Linked DNA regions of Homo sapiens: region 1 is linked to region 2. A link is a contact called in ENCODE POLR2A ChIA-PET data. All regions are on one chromosome and are shown on one strand. Each heading gives the region's core, a stretch centred on a gene start or an enhancer-like site at or near the end of the contact. The rest is flanking DNA. Distances are from core to core; before and after follow the strand shown. Region 1 overlaps FLI1 (Fli-1 proto-oncogene, ETS transcription factor). Region 2 overlaps DCPS (decapping enzyme, scavenger).

Region 1 (3,725 bases), core at 495-2,994, 2.4 Mb after region 2:
CCATTTGCTAGGGTTTCCATAACAACATACCAGGGCTGAGTGGCTTAAGCAAAAGAAATTTATTTGCTCAGAGTTCTGGAGACTGGAAGTCCAAGATCAGGGTGCCAGCAGGGTTGGTTTTCCTCAGAGGCCTCTCTCCTTGGCTTGCCAATGACTGCTGTGTCCTCACATGGCAGCCCCTCTGTGCACACACTCCCCTGGGGGCTCTCTGTGTGTCCAAATTCCCTCTTCTTATAAGAACACCAGTCATATTGGATTAGAACCCACCCTATCAGCCTCATTTCACCTTACCTCCTTAAAGGTCCTATCTCCAAATACAATCACATTCTGAGTACTGCGGGTAAGGGCTTCAGCATATGAATTTTGTGAGGACACAAGGCAGCCCCTAACAGGTGGCCTAAGAGAATCTTTGTTTGAATGCTAATAATCATGATACCTAACATGTTCTGAGTGTGACTCACTATGTGCCAGAGACTTCTAAGTACTTTGCATGTATTATCACAACTATTATCACAATTATAGATTATATAATTATTGATTATATAGATTATAGATCAATTATAGATGACTACCATCTTCTCTGAAGACTTACTTTGGTGTAATTATGTGACTGTAGTGAACACTATGCCCTGGTCCCTGACCTTGGATGCCTGTGATTCGATGAGACATGGAATAATGGGAGACTCTTACCCTCATGTTTTGATTGGTAGCAGATCTCCGGAATGTGCAAAGTTTTTTAGTTGTCGTTGTTGTTGTTGTTTCGAGACTGTCGCCCAGGCTGAATGCAATGGCACGATCACGGCTCACTGCAGCCTCTACTTCCGGGGCTCAAGTGATCCTCCCACCTCAGCCTCCCAAGTAGCTGGGCACATGCCACCATATCTAGCTAATTTTTTCTTTCTTTCTTTCTTTCTTTCTTTCTTTCTTTCTTTCTTTCTTTCTTTCTTTCTTTCTTTCTTTCTCTCTTTCTGTTTTTGTAGAAACACAGTTTTGCCACATTGCCCAGGCTAGTTTAGAACTCCTGGACTCAATAGATTCTCCCACCTCAGGCTCCCAAAATGCTGGGATTACAGGCATGAGCCACCATGCCTGGCCAAGGCTTCTTTTCTTAATCCATGATCTCCCAAAGTCACACCCAAGTCAGTGATGGGATAATATGAGTGGGAGGACCCAACAACCTCTTTTGGAGGGTCTTGCCCTGACTGGCACTTCACGTGTCTGAGGTTCCTCTTTCGTCCTTTGGCTGGCTGAGTCATCAACATTGAGATCTACAGGATGCACCAGCACCTCCTAGAGGGCCCTCAGCAAACCACTGAGCATTTCTTACAAGCTACACCCCCACACCAGATCTTCTCATTTAATCCACCTATCGACTCTGTGCTAAAACTATTTTTATCCCTGTTACAAATAAGGAAACTGAAATTGGCCTGGCCACAGCCATGGGCACCACCCTTCCCTTGTGTGACCTTGAGCAGCACACCTAGCCTCTCTGGGTGGATCTCACTGGCCTTGCCTGGAAAATAAATGCTGGATCTCATCTCCCCTTCATTGCTGATGACTCCACTCAGCTCGTAAGAGGCATTTCTGCTTATGCCTGGAAAAATCTAGCATTCACACACCACCACAATACTATATTCCATGCCAAGTCACCACTATTCTTGGCCTCCCTATCCCCACCCTCCTTTTTGGGGGTCCCAGACTACAGAACCAATAAACAAACCCACTTTCATGATTCCTCCATCCCCACTCCACTGCCCAAAGTCCCTCCTCACCCAGGTAACCTGCAAACACCCATCTGGTTTGCATAAGGGCAAACCTGCCCCCTGGAGTGTGAGTCAAACAGGAACTTCCAGACAAGCTGTCCTGGGGCAGCCCTGGGCCACCTTGCCAGCTCAAAGCAAGAGTGTCACTTGCTTGGGTGAAGAGTGACACTGGGCTTTCTGTCTCTTCTCTGGCCCTGCAGGAGGCTCTGTCGGTGGTGAGCGACGACCAGTCCCTCTTTGACTCAGCGTACGGAGCGGCAGCCCATCTCCCCAAGGCCGACATGACTGCCTCGGGGAGTCCTGACTACGGGCAGCCCCACAAGATCAACCCCCTCCCACCACAGCAGGAGTGGATCAATCAGCCAGTGAGGGTCAACGTCAAGCGGGAGTATGACCACATGAATGGATCCAGGTAAGCTCACCAGGCCTGTGCAGGATTGGGGGAAGGCACAAAGTCGCCAGATCTGCAGCAAGTGGCTTCTGGCACTTAAGGTTTTTGCAGCAGATGGGGCTCTAGAGCTGGGCCAGGAAGCCTGTGTCAGTCCCTAGAGAGCTAAGGCAGAGAGGGCCACAGACTGATGATGGGGTGGAGTAGGGCTAGGAAGCCCCCCTGCCTCTCTGGGGCCCACGAAGCCCTCAGAGGCCAGGTAGGAGTCAGGCCCCAAGCGCCTATGCAGACACTCGTGGAACACTTATTTCTTGTTAATCCCAGGCCCAGGTCCAGTCCTGTTGGGGACAGCTTAGCAATAAGCTACTCTTCCCTGTCCTGTTGAAGATACTTAACCCCTCTGGGCAGGTCTCAGCAGAGCAAAGGTGACCAAACCATTCTTTAGTAAGAGTGGAGAAGGGATGAGGAAGGTGTCTACCTTCCTGTGGGGGCTCACTGTGTCTGGGAGGGGGCAGGCACCTGGAAGGCGTGCATGAAGTGGGTACAATACTGGGTCAGTTCGGGCTTTGCTTGTAGAAATGGAGACAGGAGGGTCCAGGGAGAGAAAATCACAGGGTCATGGAAGAGGACAGTGGACAGGCGGCCTCAGTTTTGCGTCCTGCCTCTGCCCCTTGGGCAAGTCATCGAAACCCCTCAGAGCACCAGCTTTCTCCCTTCTCAAACAGGACTGGGATATTCACTTCCTTATGGTCCTTACTCTAGCGTTACTCTGATGCCTCAGGGAAAGGACCTGGGATGGTGCCTGAGACGCGTTAGGAAAGTGCTCTATAGTGACAGTGATTGTTATGAGCAAAGACTTGAAAGACAGAGAACATCAGTCTTATTCACAAAATATCAGATAATCTACTGGGCCAAAGGCACAAAGAGATGAAAATAAAAAGCAACAGAGGGCCCTGAATGGCAGGCTGAAAACATGTGCCATTTATTCCACAGCCAGAGGCTGACTTTGAGCACCGATGTGACATTTAACCCAGAGGCTGACTTTGAGCACAGACGTGACATTTAACCTCATCAGAGCAGTGACTTAAGACTAGCGAGCTGACAGTCCTTGCGCACAGACGGTAGGATGGGAGAGTCAGAAAGACAAGTGAAGAAGTTAGTAAAATATCCCAGATAGGAAATAATGAAGTTCGGAACTAAGTGATGATAGTGATTTTGGAAAGTGAAAAGGACAGATACATAAGGGCGATAGCAAAGAGATGATTAACAGGGCTTAGGTGAGTAAAGTGTGAATGAAGGGGGTGCATGACAGGAAAGAATCAAAGGCGACTAAAGCCTGCACATTTTAAAGGCTGGTGCTGTGAGCAGCCGCAGAAAGGTGGCACAGGAAATGCTTTAGGATGGGATGTCAGTGTTCTCTTTGAGATTCCTTGTGAGCAATGGGTAGAACATCCAGATAAAAACGTCTACTAGGCTTTGGGAACTGAAGCTCAGATAATCTTTCAGGCCTGGAATTTACGTTTGGGCATCATCTCTAAGGAGTCTGAACTGTGAAAGTGGATGAGGTCACCGAG
Region 2 (3,835 bases), core at 1,121-3,620:
AGATACTCATGGTTGGAATTGGCTGACCCAGCGTGAACTTCCTTGCACTTGCATTCTTCTTAACTGTAAAATGGGGACAATGTCCAGGCGCGGTGGCTTATGCCTGTAATCCCAGCACTTTGGGCCAAGGTGGGCAGTTCACTTGAGGTCAGGAGTTTGAGACCAGCCTGGCCAACATGACGCAACCCATCTCTACTAAAAATACAAAAATTAGCTGGGTGTGGTGGCACACGCCTGTAATCCCAGCTTCTTGGGAGGCTGAGGCAGGAGAATCACTTGAACCTGGGAGGTGGAGGTTGCAGTGAGCTGAGATCACGCCATTGCATTCCAGCCAAGTGTGAAACTCCGTCTCAGAAAAAACAAAAAACAAAAACCAACAAAAAAACCTGTCTCTACTAAAAATATAAAAATTAGTCGGGTGTGGTGGTGGGCACCTATAATCCCAGCTACTGAGGCAAGAGAATCGCTTGAACCTGGGAGGCGGAGGTTGCAGTGAGCCGAAATCACGCCACTGCACTCTAGTCTGGGCGAAAGAGCAAGACTCCATCTCAAAAAAAAAAAAAAAAAAATGGCGACAATGATAGCAGCCACCTCTCAGGGTTGCTGTGACGCTGAGAGCAGTGCCAGGCAGAGTGCAGCTGCTCTCACAGTCATCACTCCTTCCTGCAGTCACTCGTCCTCCAGCCCCGCTCTTATTTCCTCTCTCACCACCTCCTTTGCTCTCACCGCCTTTCCCTCTTTTCCTGTCCCCAGTCAGTTTTGTAGCCTCTGGCATACCATCCCACCACCTTTGCCACTCGTGGGGGTCTCCCTTATACTGGCTGTGCTAGGTGCTTTCATGTGCGTGTTCTCTGAAAACCTTCACCACCCTTATGTAGATATCATCAGCCCCATTTTACAAAGGAGGCATCAGTCGCTCACCCAGTGACAGCTGGGAGATGAAACCAGGTCTCCTTGGCTCAGAACCTGTTCACTCTCACTCTTATACTAGTCACAGGCAGATGCCCCTTTTCTGTGAATCAGGGACTGGCCGTGGGGAGGCCTGCTTATGGGGTGCGTTGGGGCTGTCTGTAGGGAATGCCGTCTCCCTCCCTCCCTTGTATTTCCGCTGGCTTCCTCTGGCATCACATTCCCAGGAGATTTCAGGTCAGAGAGGAAATGCCTCTGTGGATGTACTGGCCATGCATTGCTCTGGCCCCGGCACTGCATGAGGAAGTGGCTGCCAGGTGTCCTCCAGACCCCTCCCAGGAAGGGGCCTCATTCGGTTTCTTGGGAACTGCCTGTCTTTTGTTGTGAATGGACCACATTGTGACCGGCCTGTGGGTCTTGTCAGGGGTTTGGGGCCCTCTGAGCTGAAATGCTTCCTGTGGGTAGAGAGTTGCAGGAGACCTCGAGGCCCAGCTGCCCTCTCCCCCGGTCCATCCCAGCTGAGAGGCGAGGATGCAATGCAGTGTGTTCAGCCCTCCAGGCTCAAGGTGTGAGGTTGTGTGGACCATAAGGCAGTCCCCGTGCCTCTAGCCTTCGGTGATGCTACCTGTCCAGCACTTCTGGGAGTGGAAGGAGGACCATGGATGGCTGCCTGGTAGTGTCGGTTCCCTGGCCTCCCCATCCCACCTCGTGTCCATGGCTCCTTCTCCTACATCAGTGAGCTCGGAGACCATTCTGACTGTGAGGAGGAAGGGGCAGTAGTATGTCCTCAGCCACTCCCCTCTCTGGTTTCCTAGCAGGTCTCTCCCCCAGATGTAGGGCAGAGTTCACTGTCCTGCATGAGTTCATGTTTGCAAAGGGCCCTGAGAGCCGGGGGAAGTAGAGGAGAGCTGGGGGTACTGGGGTTTGAGGCCTGTGAGCTCAGGGGCCTTCTCAGCCCAACCTCCTGCAGCCTCCTAACCTCAGACAGGCCTCCAGGACCATCTCTGTAAAGTAATGTCCTTGGGTCAACACAGGCCTGGGAAAGGTCCTCTGCAGACTGTTGACAGCAGCTGATCCAAGGGTGACACAAGGGCTGGGAGCCCTGGGTAGCCCTGAAAGGTCTTGGTGAGGTCACTGTCTCTGTGTCTCTACATAGCTTTCGTTTCTGCTTTGCCATGCGGGGTCTGTGTCAGCAGAGACTGCTGATAAACCGGCATCTGCAGCGGCTCCAGGCGGGCAGAGGTGCTGAGCCCACTGCTGATGAGAATCCCAGTGCGGCGGGAAACGTGCACACATGAGCTGCTAGAGGCAAAGGCTCTCACTGCTCTGGTGGGTAGCTGGCCCCTCCACAGAAGGAAACCGTGGTGCCCTCAGCCTCCTACCTCTCTTTGCCCCATAGTCCTGAATAGAGTGAAATAGGATCCATGGAGGCAGCTCTTCCCCTGAGTCCTGTGAGCGGTGGAGGGGGTCACTGCTATAGAGGGCAGACACAGCCTGGGTTTGGAGGCCTCCGCAGAGCATGTGCACTATGCTGACCAGGAAGAGCCTGGCCCCTTCCAAGCTGCAGAGACCCTTGTGATGACGCATGGCTGAGTGCCAGCTGGAGTGGGAAGGGGGAAGTCCCTTCTGGACCCCTAAGAACAGATGCTTGGGGACAGGGCAGCCCGGATGTAGATCCTCTGAGCGTGGCGGCCTTTTATGGCTTGGTTCTGTCTCCTGGAGAGGCCAGGGAATGCCCTGAGCTCAGTTTGGGGTATCTCTCAAGGGGTGATGAGTGGATTTGTGAACCATCTCTCTCCCCCTCCTTTCAGTGGGTGTATAACATTCTCGACAAGAAGGCTGAAGCGGACCGGATTGTTTTCGAGAACCCAGATCCCTCTGATGGTTTTGTCCTCATCCCTGACCTCAAGTGGAACCAACAGCAGGTAAAGGTTTCTGGCTGGAATGTCCTGATCTCTGGCCACCCTGCTGTAAGTGCTGGTCCTTCTGACTGCCCTCTTTCTCACGCTGGCCTGTCTCTAAGCAGATTATAATTAACCAACAAGGGTTGGCCTGAGCTCTCTGTGGGGACTGGGTGGATACCTGTCATACATAAGTGCTTTTGCTTTAATGGGTCAGCTTAAAGCCCTTTCTGGCTGTCCTCCCACCCAAGAGGTAAAATGGGGTGATGTTTGTGCCCATGACTACATAGGCCATTCCTTACCAGCCAAGTGGTCTGGGCAGCCACCTGTGCTTCCACCCGCATCTGGAGCCCTCGGGTGGGGTGTTTCCATTTTCTCCATTCCCCTTGACACCAGCAGATCCAGGCAGGCCCGTGTTCTGAAGCACTGGCAGGCAGGAACCATGGTGACCAACCCAAGGCATCTCCTCCTCAGCCCGAGCTGTGGAGTAGCTTAGCCCAGACTTCTACTCAGGCCCCTTGGCCCCGTGCCCTGCCTCCAAGCACCTCTGCTTCTCCTACTTTCCTAAGGAGCAGGTTTGGGAGGAGCCGTCCTCCCTCACAGGTATCCCTTTCCAGTTCCCTATGGTCTTCTGTCTCTCCCAGACCAGCCCACCACCAGAGTTATCACTTACCACCACCTCTTTTATACCTGAGAGTATCAGAAGCTTTTATACCCTGACAGGGTCAGAAACAGGCAGAGCCACTGTGTTGCAGAGAGTGCTGTTCTTAACACAGACTGGAACCTGGCTGTGCTCAGCCTGCAACAGAAGAAGGGCCTGGATAAGGCCGAGGTAGGCAGGCAGGCATGGGTGCTGGGAGCAGACAGACATATTCTCTCCTGCACTTTCACCTGTGGAGTAATCCAGGCTCAGATGTGCCGTTCTGCTTTCGGTGGGCCCGTCTAGTTTCTGCACCCGTCAAAGGCTGGAGAGACTCTTGTAGAGAAGGTGCCTTGGAGTGAGCCTCGTCTGCCCCTCCGCGGGC

The links. ChIA-PET counts read pairs that join two places held with the same protein, here RNA polymerase II (POLR2A).
Region 1: POLR2A ChIA-PET joins it to region 2 with 12 read pairs in OCI-LY7. The contact joins two enhancer-like sites. POLR2A ChIA-PET finds 5 or more read pairs at or near these places in 2 of 52 experiments (OCI-LY7 and activated CD8-positive, alpha-beta memory T cell).

The regions. Positions count from the first base shown.
Region 1 is chr11:128,756,152-128,759,876 of GRCh38, forward strand. FLI1 (Fli-1 proto-oncogene, ETS transcription factor) reads left to right here. Exons shown (of 9, transcript NM_002017.5): 2 at 1,964-2,175. Among named protein-coding and RNA genes, the nearest start is that of SENCR, 62 kb to the left of the region's middle. RefSeq lists enhancers at 1,274-1,533, 1,590-2,090, 2,091-2,591. Within about 2 kb of position 1,745, at least 8 of the 41 ENCODE cell types and tissues checked have a DNase peak (open chromatin) inside an H3K27ac peak, as active enhancers do.
Region 2 is chr11:126,335,566-126,339,400 of GRCh38, forward strand. It overlaps DCPS (decapping enzyme, scavenger), which reads left to right. Exons shown (of 6, transcript NM_014026.6): 4 at 2,721-2,834. Among named protein-coding and RNA genes, the nearest start is that of GSEC, 18 kb to the right of the region's middle. RefSeq lists enhancers at 862-1,424, 1,425-1,988, 1,989-2,550, 3,473-3,835. Within about 2 kb of position 2,371, at least 3 of the 41 ENCODE cell types and tissues checked have a DNase peak (open chromatin) inside an H3K27ac peak, as active enhancers do.